Linked DNA regions of Homo sapiens: region 2 is linked to region 1. Evidence: chromatin loops called from intact Hi-C (ENCODE). Cell type or tissue: tibial artery. All regions are shown on one strand. Links, peaks and the distances in the headings refer to the core of each region. The heading gives the core; the rest is flanking DNA.

Evidence for each region. Hi-C counts contacts between places; a loop is a spot of excess contacts. Peaks named below come from ENCODE experiments on the same cell type or tissue, not always from the same donor. Only the 100,000 strongest peaks of a DNase experiment are listed, where the experiment ranks them.
Region 2: it touches region 1 in a loop (3-fold over the local background); 2 of 110 quality-filtered maps call a loop at or near these places.

What each region holds. Positions count from the first base shown.
Region 1 is chr3:40,996,348-41,004,886 of GRCh38, forward strand. No RefSeq gene overlaps it. Among named protein-coding and RNA genes, the nearest start is that of CTNNB1, 200 kb to the right of the region's middle. RefSeq lists an enhancer at 1,545-2,502. In tibial artery, for the core only: no CTCF peak of the experiment used is centred there; DNase peaks (open chromatin) are centred at 3,650 and 4,215; H3K27ac peaks cover 4,551 bases.
Region 2 is chr3:41,219,996-41,226,968 of GRCh38, forward strand. CTNNB1 (catenin beta 1) reads left to right here. Exons shown (of 15, transcript NM_001904.4): 2 at 4,026-4,086; 3 at 4,531-4,758; 4 at 4,959-5,212; 5 at 5,339-5,577; 6 at 5,665-5,866. The coding sequence starts at 4,074. Among named protein-coding and RNA genes, the nearest start is that of CTNNB1, 24 kb to the left of the region's middle. RefSeq lists an enhancer at 4,413-5,612. In tibial artery, for the core only: a CTCF peak has its summit at 4,306; a DNase peak (open chromatin) is centred at 4,205; H3K27ac peaks cover 2,742 bases.

The DNA of each region.
Region 1 (8,539 bases), core at 1,697-6,696:
GCTCTCACTAGGTAAAGCAAATAGGGGAGGAAAGAGGGCTCAGTGATTTCCTTTTTATTTTGTCACGTAGAGCTTTAAAGAAAAAAAAAAAAGGCTCAAAGCATGTCACCCTGATCCAGGAGGCAGAAAAGAGAGAGTGCAGTATCAGGCAGAGTCCCTGCTGGCTCAGGGTGAAGAACAGCCGAGGAGTGCATTCCAGCCTGGGGCCAGCTGCACCTGCTATATTTGGGGTCAGTCTCCCTGAGGCAATGCCTCTGCAGGATTCACCAAGGGAATTCCTGGGAATTTCCACCCACTTCCTCTCCTCCAAACGATAGCAAGTGGCTTTTCACTCTGACGACATTTGTGTTTGCATTTGCATTTAGGAGTAATTGTTAACTTACCCAGGCTTCTTGGAGAATCCACAGTAATCAGCGTCTTTTTTGGAAAGTAAAAGGCATTTTCTCATGTGTGCTATTTTGTGTGTGTGCTATTTTCTTTGTTTATTGTATTTTTAAAACTATAGATTATATTGAATGTTTGAGGGCAATGATTTTAGTATTAATTAAAGGCATATAAGAAGGGGAGAAAGCATGTAATGGAAGAGACTGGCAGTTCTTTGGTGAGAGTGTGCTCTGTAGAGCTCAAAGCAAGGGAGGTGTTGTCCTAGGTGAGTGGCGGGAGAGTCAGAAAGGCGTCTCTGAGGAGGTGATCTGCTCAGGGCTCTCACTCCCCTCTCTCTGCAAGGAAGAATGCTCAAGGAAGAATGCTAGTCCAGCCTCAGCTACGTCTTTACTGACAAACACCCACAAGCAGGCCTTATCCACATTCTAGCCTTTGGGACATCTGAAACAGCCTCTGGGGCACCTCCTGCTCTCCTAAGGTTTCCGCCCAAAAAGAGTGAGGTGGCTCTACAAGGCCTGTGACCATGAGGTGATGAGGAACGCCCCTAACCACCCCCCAGCATCAGGGACGCTTTTGATAACAACAGAGGGGCCTCCAGCTGTGCTGTGAGGCAGACACTGACCAGCCTAGCAGGAGGTCAGCAATGTGGGTGGAAGGGAGGGACCAGGAGATTGCTATCCCATAGTCACACTGGATTAGGGGCTCTGCATTAAAGATCACTCAGAGTTAACAGCAAAAAAAAAACAAAAACAAAAACAAAAAAAAGTGCAATCAAATATGCCAGAAACTGAATTCCCACAACAACCCCAGGCCATTTGCATTAACATTCCCATTTTACAGATAATGACACAGAGGCCCAGAGAAGCTCAGTGGCTAGTCAGCTCTGAATTCAAACATATGTCTTCTCTCCACAAGTTTCTCCCACTCTGCCACACTTGTGGATCCAGGGTTGTATTTCAAACCAGTAATTCTCAGCCTTCCCTCTGCCTTCACATTGTCTACATTCCAAAGTTCACCCATCAGTAACTTCCCAAATTACACACAGGGATTCTCCACCAGGGAGGCAGAGAGGAGGCCATGTCCCCACCCCCCCACCTCTGCAGTGGGACCCATTAGAGGAAGTGTCTGGTTTGAAAAAGGCTCCCCAGAACCTTCTAAAACACCCTCTAGGCCACTTGAGTATCACTGATTTAATTAAACCAAAAGACACAGGCCAGATCACATAATCATTTTCCTGCCCACATAACTGCTATTTCCATTCCCAGGGACATTCTTGGAGTAACATTTGACACACACACCCCAACCCCAAGCCTTTATTCCTGGATTCTTTGTAATGTGGGAGTTTATCAAAGAGCTGCATTTACTAACTAGAACACGCACAGCCGGGGCCAATGTGGAGGTACAGACAGTCATGTTAGAGAAGACAGGGGCTCTGGGCTACCTGGGAGCAGAGAATGGTGAATTCAAAGATGAAAAGGGGTGGGCACCGGGAGTGAGGGGTGGGGGAATTCTGCCCTCCCCGCCCACCAGGGGGTTCCACCAAGGACAGGAAGGATACAGCAGCAGATGAGGACGGTGTCCCAGCCACATACCCTCGCTGCACGCTGGAGGACTCCTGCAGCCGGTGGATGCCCACCTGCTGAGGCTCTCCGTCCTGGGCCTCCGTACCTGTCGACCTGGGGGCGTTCTCCGGCCACAGGCACACGCCGGGCCCACATACAGCTTAGGTCTGAAAGATGGGAGAGTAGATGCCTCAGAAAGTTTCTCAGACAATGAGGGATGGGAGATAGTGAAGGAAACTCCAGTTTGCTACACCTTGGTGAGAAATTCTGAGGTATGTTCTACCCTGGTTCCCAGAGGGCCCCAGCGGGAGGGAGCCCACTTGCCCGCAGAGCACTGTGCTCATTAATGCCCCTTGAATGGGTTTCTCCTCCTGCCCTGACTCACTTTCCCACTCCCTCATGGCTGCTTTCTGGGATCACCTCCCAAATAAACAACCGGCACCCAAGTCCTCGTCTCAGGGTCTACCTTGCAGAAACCCAAATGAAGACACACACACACACACACACACACACACACACACACACACACACACACTTAAATGTTTTCAGTCCAAGCTCTTCCTCAGGCTTCAGGCTTCAGTACCACACACCAGTTGTCTACGGGACACTCCCATGACACCCCAGCCGGACTCCTTGTTTTGCCCTGTGGACTCATTCTCCTCCCTCCTCTGCCGAGTCAGTTAACTGCATGAGGATCCTTTCCTAGAAGTATCACCTCCCGCTGACCTCAGGGAGTCATTTAAGTGACCCAATTTGGATAAAATGAAAGCCAGGATCAGTTTTTTTGTTCAGTTATTGGGAAAGAAAATCTCTTATTTCCATCCCCAAGACATGGGGCTGCCGTTTGTGTGTGTTTGTGTGTGTGTGTGTGTGTAAAGGCAGAGCCTACTAAGAGTGAAGAAGAGGCTGAAGCTGTCAGGCAGCTGTTACGGGTTCTCTCCGCTTCAGGGTGCCAGCCGCTTCCAGCTGCATCTCTTTGCCCATGGGCTTTCTCAGAACTCTCCGAAGGCTGCACTGCCTGAGTGCCCAGCAGCTGGAAGCGCCGGGGAATTAATACTCCCTCAGGGAGGCCCTCTACCATCGACTGATGGGAATTGTTGCCCCAGCTGCCTCGCCCCTCAGGTGGGTAACACTGAGGCATGCAATCCACCAGGTTTCCCAGAGCTGCACTGTGGGATTAAGCTCCAGATACCCACAGGGAGAGCTGGCTGGATCCTGCACCGCTTTTTGGCTATCTTCCCTTCCCTGTCTCACTTCCCCACACTCTCACTGGTACCTCCTGCATCTTCCAAATCACAGTCAAATTCTTGCCTCAGGGTCTGCTTTGGGGAAACCCACATTAAAAGGTGGCAACACCAAGGACACAGTTAAAATAACAAAAGGAGGCAAGGAAAAGTAGTCTCAGTCATCATTTGAACCCTGGATCAAGTAATGTCTGAGGCAATACAGCATTTTTTTTCCTTAAACAAACCTGGTATTTTTTTTTGTCAGTTGCAACACTGAGTCTTAGCAGATATATCTAAAATTGTGCAAAAACCACTGGACAACACTGACACTGCCATTCCAGATCCTTCACAACGTGGTTCCAGCCTTAGCTTCTCCAACACTCTACCCCACCCTTCCCCACCTCCAGACACAGACCAGACTGGGCTCCTCACTGATAGTGGAAACCCTCCATGCACTTTTGTACAGTCAAGCCATTTCTGCCACTAGGCACATCCCACTCATGCACCCAGCCCTTCTCTGTTGGACCAAATGCCATCCATCTTGCAGGGTTCGAGTCTGGAGCCCTCTTTGCTCCCTTTACCCAGGTCAAAGTCTCCTCCATTTTCTGGCAAGATATTGTTCACTTCTCATGGCACTTTCCATGTTCCTCTCATGTGTATAATAGCAAGAATTTTCTATTAAAATTACCACCTGTCTCAGACAGGAGGCTCTGGATGCTGCTCTTGCCTTGTGTCTAGGTCTGCCTAATGGTTACACAGGTGTGTTCACTTTGTGGAAAATTATCAAATGATGTGCTTCTAATGTGTGCACATTACCTGTTAATAAAATCATTTATTTAAAAATAAAATATCAGCTGCAATCTAAAGTTCTCATGGCAGAGGGAAAGTCCTTTTTTCCTTCTGAGTGCTATGATACATTTGGGTTATACAACTTGAGGATTAGGAGATGGCTGAATGACTTGCCCCCAAGGAGGAAGAATTGTGGCTTCCCAGAGTCGGGAAGAGTGGGTGAGCAGGATAGACGGAGGAAAGGAAGAACAACCACATACCCACAAGGCGATTGCCACTCCGTGACTCTCAGCTTTCAACACATTATCTAAATTCACAAAATGCTTGGCACAAGTGGATTTTTTCTGGACTGTGGTAAAGTGGCTTAGTTCCATGTGTCCACTGACGCAGAATGAGATGTTGTTAGCATACTTGATTCAGGAGTTGGCAGTAAAGAGCCCCAAGAGAGGGTAACTCTGAAAATTAGTGTTTGTCACTGGGAGGACGTCAGACTTTATGGGGCCAAAAAATTGGATGTTGAAGCCAAGTTTAGTCCCTACCAGAGGAATAGGAATATGATACAGTGTTCTCAGTATGTCTTTTCTCCTTTATTGGTCTGTAAGGTTCTTGAGGTTGAAAATAGCAATTGGATGGGTGAAGAGAGAGAAATATTTCCCCTTTACTTGTCCTCTTTTCTCAACTCTAAACACAAAAAGGTGCCGACCAAAATATTTTTTGCATGAAGTAATGAAAAATAGAGAAGAGGGACTTGGTATTCTTGGATAGACAAGAATTCTCCTGATATAGAAGCGCCTAAACAGTATAAAGAACAAAAAAATTATAGTTGAAGACGAGGCTGAAATCTCAGTTTAACCACTTACTAGTTGTGTGACTTTGGGCAAGTCACAGCCTCTCTGAACTTCAGTCTTTTCATCTATAAAGTTGGTGCCTAAGGAAATAATTTTATAAATGGTAAACTGCTTTTTAGATTTCTGTGTTGACAGCATTGTTTTCAGGACCTGCATTCTAAGCTGGCAAGGCTTGCCTGAACAGTGTAACTTTTCTGCACACAAATTCCTCCCCCATGAGTTTGTAAACTCTGGCACAGCTGGAACAGGTATCAAAAGTATAGAAATGCAAATATTCATTGATTGAATTCGCACAGAGGTGTAAGTGATTCTTGGTAGATTCGTTCCATAAAGAATAGGTTTTCTTTGATGAAAGGACACTGGGAATTTTAGCAGGATGGGGAGAGGCCACAAGAGAAGGGACTGGGGCCACTGGCAACTTCATTTCAAATGCCATTAAGAAAAGGCCCTCATACCTCCCCTGCTGTATCATCACTGCTATGTGTTATTGTCATTTGTGTTCCTATCTCGTTGAAGTAGGCAGATGTTACATGAACTTTGGATAGAAATGAACCAGGTGTGAAATGTGTCTTCTCAAAGTAACACCTGCAGGAAGTTGCACCTGGCCCTTCTTCTCAAAGTGCCTCCCAGTGAGGGAGTGATGTTTGCCAGATGCACCCTTCCAGCATCCCTGTAGGGCCCTACCCAGTAGTGGGTGCAGCAGTTATCCTGTAGATCAGGCCTTCTGACTTTTGGGTGGCTAAGGAATCCCTGGGAGTTTTGTTTAAATGAAGACTGTAGTTCTGCAGGACTGGGGTGGGGTCTGAGATCCTGAATTTCTGACAAGCTCTCCCAGGTGATGCTCATGCTGCTGGTGCATGGACTGTGCTTTTAGGAGCTAGGCTGCAGAGGCTTGTTAAATTAACAAATGAATGAATAAGTAATAAATGAATTAATTTGTTAAAATTCCATTACCTATATTATCAGTCGTAGCTCTTTCATCTACTAAGAGACTCTTACCTGTCTGCCCCTCCCAGGAAATTGCAGGTTATTATTTGCAGGCAGCTGTCTGACAGGAAGCCAGGATCTGTCTTCAGCCATGTGGCCTGTCTCTGCTTTTGAGCAGCAGCTGCCTACCCCTCGGCCCCCACACCCCCAGCCTGTGCCCTGTAACTCACCAGGTAGCATTTGATGTGAAGATGAAAGGACCGGCACACCTGGGTGTCTGCCCCACTCTCCAAGCTCTACTTCCTCGACATCAATCAGTCCAACCCTCTCACTGATTCAAATTAAAAGCTGAGCTCCCCAGCTCCTGCTGCAACAAATTCTGGTTCACAACTGAACCCAACACCAGCTCAGCCTGGCCCAACCCCAAGAATAGGTGGTGGGACCAGCCACTGGTCACTTCCTTGCTCAACCTCTGGGGACCAATTCCATGGTCAGCTGACTGTCATTCTCTTCCTAACTTCCCAGGTGCTGTGTTGGACAGCATCTGGGAATGGGACAGGGAGAACCCTAAGCATCTTCAAGGTGCGCATAACAGCACATAGCCTGCCAGCTGGTTCACCTCAGAGCAGCCCGTGGGCACAAGTTTTTTTCCAAATCCCTAGTATTAGGGTATGCTCTGTTTTGAATAGTATGAGCTAAGAGCTTGGCACCTTGTTTTCCATGGCTTCTCGCTGCACAAGAACCTGTGTCAAAATGAGTTACTGAGGACAAGAACGCCCCTTCATCTCCAAAATCAGCCAGATTTTTAACTTTCGGGTTCCTTTTGACATATACCCCTTATGGATATGAGTAATACCCCCTTTTTGGAGGACTTTGGTGAACAAATTTAATCCATATTTGTTGAGCACTAAATCTTAAGCCCTGTCTATACTGTCGAGGACACTATGGTCAACAAAACACACAGGTCCCTACTCTCCCAGAGCCCACATTCTAGTGGGCAGGGAGAGAAAACAAACAAGTCAATAAATAATTAAGATATTTTCAGGTAGCCACAAGCCAATTGCAAAGACAATTAACTGTTGGCAATTTGTATGTCTTCTTTTGAGAAATGTCTATTCAGTTGCTCTGCCCATGCTTTAGTTGGGTTATTTATTTTCTTGCTATTGAATTCTGAATTTCTTATACATTTTAGATATTAACCCCTTATTAGATATATGCTTTGCAAATATTTTCTCTCATTCCATAAGTTGTATTTTCATTCTGTTGATTGCTTCCTTTGCTGTGCAGAAGCTTTTTAGTTGGTTACGATCCCATTTGTGTATTTTTGCTTTTGTTTCCTGTGCTTTTGGGGTCATATTCAAAAACTCATTGCCTGGACCAATTTCGGGAAGCTTTTCTCCTATGTTTTATTTTAGTAGTTTCATAGTTTCAGATTTCACATTTAAGTCTCTATTTGCTTTTGAGTTGATTTTTGTGCATGGTGTACAAAGTGTCCAATTACGTGGATGTCCGGTTTTCCCAACACCATTCATTGAAGAGACTATTATTTCTCCATTGAGTTCTTGGTACATGTGTCAAAGTTCAGTTAATGTTAAATGTGTAGATTTATTTCTGGGCTCTCTACTCTGTTCCATTGGTCTATATATCTGTTTTTATGACAATATCATTTTGTTTTGATTAGCATACCTTTGCAGTAATTTTGAAATCGGGCAGTGTGATGTTTCCAGCTTTGTTCTTTTCACTCAAAATTGTTCTGGCTATTCAGGGTATTTTTTTGGTTCCATCTGAATTTTGGGATTGATTTTTCTATTTCTGTGAAAAAAGTCACTGGAATTTTGATAAGAATTGCATTGAACTTCTAGGTCACTTTTGGTAATATGAACATTTTAACAATATTAATACTTCCAGTACATGAACATGGGATAGTTTTCCATTTATTTGTGTCTTCTTTAGCTTTTTTTGTCAATGTTTTATAGTTTTCAGTGTACATGTCTTTCACCTCCTTGGTTAAATTTATTCTTAAGTGTTTTTATGCTATTGTAAATGAGATTTTTCTTGATTTTTTAAAAATAGTTTATTGTTAATGTACAGAAACACTATTAATTTTTGTAAGTCACTTTTATATCCTACAACTTTACTCAGTTTGTTTATTAGTTCTAACAGTATTTTGGTGGAGTTTTTAGGGTTTTCTAAATGATTGTGCCATCCACAGAGACTGTTTTATTTCTTCCTTTCCAATTTTATTTCTTTTCTTGCCAATTGCTTTGGCTTGAAATTTCAATACTATATTAATTAGAAAGAATGAGAATGGGCATCCTGTGTTCCCAATTGTAAAGAAAAAGCTTTCAACTTTTCACCATTGAGTATGATGTTAACCATGGGATTTTCAAAAAGTTCATGGAAAATGCATATTATGAAAACACTGCGCATGTGTTTCAAATCTTTTTCACACCAAAACAAACTTGTACTAACTTATTATAATATGTCTGAACGGGATCTAGTTTGAGGTACTAAGAAGAATAAGACATTACTTGGAAAGGAGCCCCTATTAGAGGAGCATGAATTCTGCTAAAACTGAAACAAGAACAAACATCAAACTTATGATGAAGCTTGGGTGGAAGAATGGTGAAATCATTTATGCTTTATGGAAACTATATGGGGACAATCCCCACCAAAGAAATCAGCAGTTTAAAAATGGATAGTTTATTTTATGAAGGGACAAAGCAATGTTGAAGATGAAGCCCACAACAGGAGACCACTCACATCAATTTGCAAGGAAAAAGTCTTATTTGTGCCCTAATTG
Region 2 (6,973 bases), core at 1,748-6,747, 220 kb after region 1:
CATAGCAGTGAGTTTAATATACCAAACATACCAAAATGTCATCATTTACTGTGTGGTGGACTCATATGATGGAGATGATAAATAAAAATATTAATTTATTTGAGGCATATATTTATGGCTGAGGAAGGAAGACAGTTATGAAGAACAGCTCATTCTGGAAACATACTAATTTTTCCCAGCCATAAAGAGATTTCCTATTTCTTTTTTTTTTCCATTTACCTTCTGTTTCCTACCTGAGAAGATTTCATACTTCTAATAACCATTTGTGTACCTATTTAAAGACAGTACCAAAGGCATACATTTTAGTGTTTGGAGGACCAAGGGTCATTTGATGTTTGATGCTTATTGACTATTCGAGGATGACAAGACACCTTGAGAACACACACACCCACACCCACACCCACACCCTCACCCACCCACCCCACCCCCCTCCCCGAAGAAAGCTGTGAAGGAAGAAAGCAGAAAAGAACCTGGAGTGAGTTGTAACTTAAAATGTTAGTGTTGCATGAAGTGTGTTAAAACAGGAAGATTTGAGGAAATTGCATACATTTTCTAGATGGCAAAGTATTACTGGTGACAGTTAATGAAAATGCATATGCATGTGTTTTTAGATTTACAAATTTTACTAAGAACTTTTTAAAAATCCCTGAAGGTGTATCAAAAGTTTATCATGCTTATGAAATAGAGTAGCACTTTCTAACTTTAAAACGGGGAATAATTCTTTGGATCTTGATTATTGGAAAAGTGAATTATGAATTGCTAGTATAAAACTGTGGTTTTAAAATATGTCTGCTTTATATTTTTATGTAGCAGATTTACTCCTAGTTAATAATACTCAAACTTACTGAAAACTAAGGTAATTAAGATAATTCTGTCCTGATGGGAAGAGGAAAAATAACTTCAGTGTGAAATCTATTATATATTAGTTGTGGCAAGATTTCTCCCATTGACTTTGACTGGAGACATTTATAGGGTTAAAATCGGAAATAGCACGGTGAATTTTGAAGTATCCTTGTAGTTGGAAAGAGTATTATGTTCATATTGCCAAAAAAAAGATGCATGGATGCATTAGACTGGATGGAAAATACATGAGAAGTTGGCTAGCCCCCTCTTTGTCAAAACATCACTTGGTGGTGATAAAGCTGTTGGAAAACACAGCATTCTAATGTAGTCTGTAGTTTAATGATAATCTGTGTCTTGAAACATTTAGCGTAGTACTTATACAAACCTAGATGGCATAGTGTACTGCATGCCTAGCCTATATAGTATAGCCTGTTGCTTCTAGGGTGTAAAGCTGTATAGCGTGTTACTATAGGCAGTTGAAACAGTGGTATTTATGTATCCTTTTTTTTTTTTTTAAATTCTTTTAAGAGACAGGGTCTTGCTCTGTTGCCCAGGCTGGATGCATTGGTGTGATCATAGCTCACTATAACCTTGAACTCCTAAGTGATCCTCTTTGCCTCAGCCTCCCCAGTGGCTAGGACTACAGGCACATACTACCACACCTGGCTAATTTTTAACATTTTTTTGTAGAGATGGAATTTCGCTGTGTTGTCCAGGCTGGTCTTGGAACTCTTGTGCTGCAGCAATCCACCCGCCTCCCAAAGTGTTAGAATTACAAGCCACTTCGCCTGGCTTGTTTACCTAAACATAGAAAAGATCCAGTAAAAATACAGAATTAAAATCTTGTGGGGCCACTGTAGCATATGTAGTCCATCTTGACTGAAATGTCCTTATGCAGTGCATGATTGTACTTCATAATTTTTAAGCACTCCTCCCTCTTGATTGGTACTTAGTGGATTTTATCATTTTTGTTTCTTCATAATTCTTTCTGAAATGTCTACTGGTTGGACCTTTGATCTCCTGAATTGATCGTGATTTCTTCTGTTGTATTTTTTGTCTTTGTCATTTTTTTGTACTCTAGGCAGTTTTCTCAATTTTAGTTTCTATTCAACTTTTTGTTTTTATTTATTCTCTCCAGTATTTATGGAGATACTAAATTGAAGTGTTCTGTTTCTCTCTCCACCCTATCCCTAGTTTCAAGTTTTATCTCAGTTTCTATGGAGTCAGTTTTTTCGTTGCTTTAAAAAAAAATTTTCCTGAAGTGATTGGTAAGTTTTGGCTAATTGGGAGCACTAGAATTGGGCCCTTAATGGTTGGCAGGGTGTGGTGGAGGAGAGACAGCCCTTAGTCCAAAGGCTCAGGCCAGAAAAAGAAAGAGGAAGGCTTTCCTTTTCCTTTCCGGAGCAGGGTTCTGCCCTAGGTCTTGCTTGGCAGTCTATTTGATTTCTTTAGCAGTTAATGCTCAGTTTTTTGGCATATGTGGATCTGCCTCCAGAGCAGGTACAAGGTGAGTGAGTCTATGCTGTTACCTAATTAGATCCCCATTTCTACCCTTTGTTTTTACTTCTCTATCTACTGATAGGTTTTTACCCTCCTTCACCTCATAGGGTTGCAGTGAAGAGCAAGATGAATTTTTATTTATGTTGCATAAATTTTAAAAGCTAAAAAATATATATGTAATGTTGGGAAGTCCCAGTGTACAAATGGCTATTGTAAATTTGGAACATGAACTTGCTTTTTTCCATTGTAAAAATGAAATCATTATAAATTGCGGTCAAGTTACTAGGTCAGCCCACACAGAGTTTACCCAGTAATATGCGTAAATGTTTTGCCTTTGCATCAACAACAAGGAAAAACAGTACTATAAAAAAATGTTCCTGGAAGCCGGATGTATCAAAGCACTTCTGAAATAGCTATATAGCCTATAGACATGACCAGTTGGTTTCTGAGTCTGTTGACATTGGCCAAAGGAGAAGCTCAGTGTAGAACATGTTTGGAGTCTCCTTTTGCAGAAATACATTGGAGGCTGGAGTGGGGAACCAATTTTTCAGAAAGGTGGTGAAGTAGTTACATAGCCACTCTTTTAAAGACAGTCAAAAGATAGAAACTAAGGCCAGGTGTTGGCTCACATCTGAGATAGGAAAATCACTTGAACCTGGGAGGCGGAGGTTGCAGTGAGCCCAGTATGCACCTCTGCACTCCAGCCTGGTTTGGCAAGAGACCAAAACTCTGTCTCAAAAAAAAACAAAACATAGTTCACACTTAAATATTTTATTCCATATCTTTACATACCCAATATGTTAATTTATAGTTCAAGATGAACTTGTTTGGGACAGATTTTGTAATAAAGGAAATCGTGTTATTAGAAATATCTAGAGGCCATGAGCCCTTAAACTGTTCTAATTTGCAAGTAGTTCCCTGTGTGATGCAGTTTTTTTCAATATTGCACAATAAAGGCAAAATACGGACAAATTAGATGATAAGATTTATATAAATTTTTAAAATATTGATCAAAATATGTATCCATATTGGTAATATTTGTATTTATAATAAATCATTGCTGTAAATTTGAACTTAGAAAAATTTTACTAATAAAGGTGCTTTTGTGTTGCAAACTTTCATTTGAAAAGTAATTTTTCTTTGTACCAAAAAATCTAAAATTCGCTATTCTAGTCACCAAAATTTGCTTTATGAAAAATAATTTTTGATGGCACTATATCAGAAAACAACTTGTTAAAGAAAATGTGGAGTTTTTAAAATCCCACTGTACCTCTGTTATCCAAAGGGGATCTGTGAATTTTTCTGTGAAAGGTTAAAAAAGGAGAGACCTTTAGGAATTCAGAGAGCAGCTGATTTTTGAATAGTGTTTTCCCCTCCCTGGCTTTTATTATTACAACTCTGTGCTTTTTCATCACCATCCTGAATATCTATAATTAATATTTATACTATTAATAAAAAGACATTTTTGGTAAGGAGGAGTTTTCACTGAAGTTCAGCAGTGATGGAGCTGTGGTTGAGGTGTCTGGAGGAGACCATGAGGTCTGCGTTTCACTAACCTGGTAAAAGAGGATATGGGTTTTTTTTGTGGGTGTAATAGTGACATTTAACAGGTATCCCAGTGACTTAGGAGTATTAATCAAGCTAAATTTAAATCCTAATGACTTTTGATTAACTTTTTTTAGGGTATTTGAAGTATACCATACAACTGTTTTGAAAATCCAGCGTGGACAATGGCTACTCAAGGTTTGTGTCATTAAATCTTTAGTTACTGAATTGGGGCTCTGCTTCGTTGCCATTAAGCCAGTCTGGCTGAGATCCCCCTGCTTTCCTCTCTCCCTGCTTACTTGTCAGGCTACCTTTTGCTCCATTTTCTGCTCACTCCTCCTAATGGCTTGGTGAAATAGCAAACAAGCCACCAGCAGGAATCTAGTCTGGATGACTGCTTCTGGAGCCTGGATGCAGTACCATTCTTCCACTGATTCAGTGAGTAACTGTTAGGTGGTTCCCTAAGGGATTAGGTATTTCATCACTGAGCTAACCCTGGCTATCATTCTGCTTTTCTTGGCTGTCTTTCAGATTTGACTTTATTTCTAAAAATATTTCAATGGGTCATATCACAGATTCTTTTTTTTTAAATTAAAGTAACATTTCCAATCTACTAATGCTAATACTGTTTCGTATTTATAGCTGATTTGATGGAGTTGGACATGGCCATGGAACCAGACAGAAAAGCGGCTGTTAGTCACTGGCAGCAACAGTCTTACCTGGACTCTGGAATCCATTCTGGTGCCACTACCACAGCTCCTTCTCTGAGTGGTAAAGGCAATCCTGAGGAAGAGGATGTGGATACCTCCCAAGTCCTGTATGAGTGGGAACAGGGATTTTCTCAGTCCTTCACTCAAGAACAAGTAGCTGGTAAGAGTATTATTTTTCATTGCCTTACTGAAAGTCAGAATGCAGTTTTGAGAACTAAAAAGTTAGTGTATAATAGTTTAAATAAAATGTTGTGGTGAAGAAAAGAGAGTAATAGCAATGTCACTTTTACCATTTAGGATAGCAAATACTTAGGTAAATGCTGAACTGTGGATAGTGAGTGTTGAATTAACCTTTTCCAGATATTGATGGACAGTATGCAATGACTCGAGCTCAGAGGGTACGAGCTGCTATGTTCCCTGAGACATTAGATGAGGGCATGCAGATCCCATCTACACAGTTTGATGCTGCTCATCCCACTAATGTCCAGCGTTTGGCTGAACCATCACAGATGCTGAAACATGCAGTTGTAAACTTGATTAACTATCAAGATGATGCAGAACTTGCCACACGTGCAATCCCTGAACTGACAAAACTGCTAAATGACGAGGACCAGGTAAGCAATGACATAGCTAGCTTTTTAGTCTGCTTTGAAGTAAATGCTCAAGGGGAGTAGTTTCAGAATGTCTACCCAATACCAGTACTTGAAAACTAACGATGTTTCTGAATTCCTGTATTACAGGTGGTGGTTAATAAGGCTGCAGTTATGGTCCATCAGCTTTCTAAAAAGGAAGCTTCCAGACACGCTATCATGCGTTCTCCTCAGATGGTGTCTGCTATTGTACGTACCATGCAGAATACAAATGATGTAGAAACAGCTCGTTGTACCGCTGGGACCTTGCATAACCTTTCCCATCATCGTGAGGGCTTACTGGCCATCTTTAAGTCTGGAGGCATTCCTGCCCTGGTGAAAATGCTTGGGTAAGAAAACATGTCAGAATGCTTGAAGCTAAAAAGTAGAAGAGTATACTCACAATATTTCTGATGAGGCTTTTTTCTTCTTCCCAGTTCACCAGTGGATTCTGTGTTGTTTTATGCCATTACAACTCTCCACAACCTTTTATTACATCAAGAAGGAGCTAAAATGGCAGTGCGTTTAGCTGGTGGGCTGCAGAAAATGGTTGCCTTGCTCAACAAAACAAATGTTAAATTCTTGGCTATTACGACAGACTGCCTTCAAATTTTAGCTTATGGCAACCAAGAAAGCAAGGTAAGAGAATTATTCTTTATGTGGTTTTCATGGAGCATTGGACACCTCCAGTGTCATGTCATTCCATGCAGTGTTCCTAACCTTTTTGGCACCAGGGACCAGTTTCGTGGAAAACAGTTTTTCCATGAATGGGTTGTGGGAATGGTTTCTGGATGACACCATTCCACCTCAGATAATCAGGCATTAGATTCTCATAGGGAGCGTGCAGCCTAGATCCCTCGCATGTGCAGTCCACACTAGGGTTTCTACTCCTATGAGACTCTCATGGTGCAGTTGATCTGACAGGAGGTAGAGCTCAAGCCAGGTAATGCTCGCTCACCTGCCACTTACCTCCTGCTGTGCAGCCCAGTTCATTTCTGTTCTTTTAAATTTTTGAGTTTCCATATGTAAAGCACTATGCGAAGTAGTAGGGATATGGTAGGCAAGCTTCTCTTCACACTTTTGTTCTTAGGTGGGATGTAGATGTTGGGAATAATAACCTAATATTTAATTTGTGTAGTGGGAAGAAGTGGGGCTATGAGGGCACATAACACAAGTTGAAACTGACTCTTTTTGAGGGTTCAAGGAGACCTCTTGGAGGAAGTGATAGTTGAGTTCAGTGTTCAAGGATGAGAAGGGATTCACTAGGTGAAGGTTAGGTGAGAAAACAACATCTTTGAAACGAAGGAAGGAGATGGAAAGTTTTGGGAATTTAAGAAATACTAATAGTAAGGAGGAAGAAAGGTTTGAGGTGAGGCTATTGAGATAGACTTAGCAGATCTCATAGGGCTTTGTAGAGCATGTTTAAAAGCACAATGGGAAATTTCAGCAGAAGCCTGAAATGATGAAATTTGTTTTTAGAAAATTGGGGCAGTGTTGAAAGGGAAGATATACAGGGAATGAAAGGACAAGCATGAATGATCATTTTATGGTATCTGTTTTTAAGGTGGATATAATTAGGAAAATTAAAGGGCCAAATGATGAGGAGTTAAGTGCCAGTTCTGGTTCAAATTTTCAGTGAATCAGTTTTGATATAACTTTCATCTTAGGGCATTACTCTTGCCTACCAACATAGTTTCTAAATTTTTTTCTTTTGGTGTGATCACTGTGGGAAGAAGGAAATTGGGC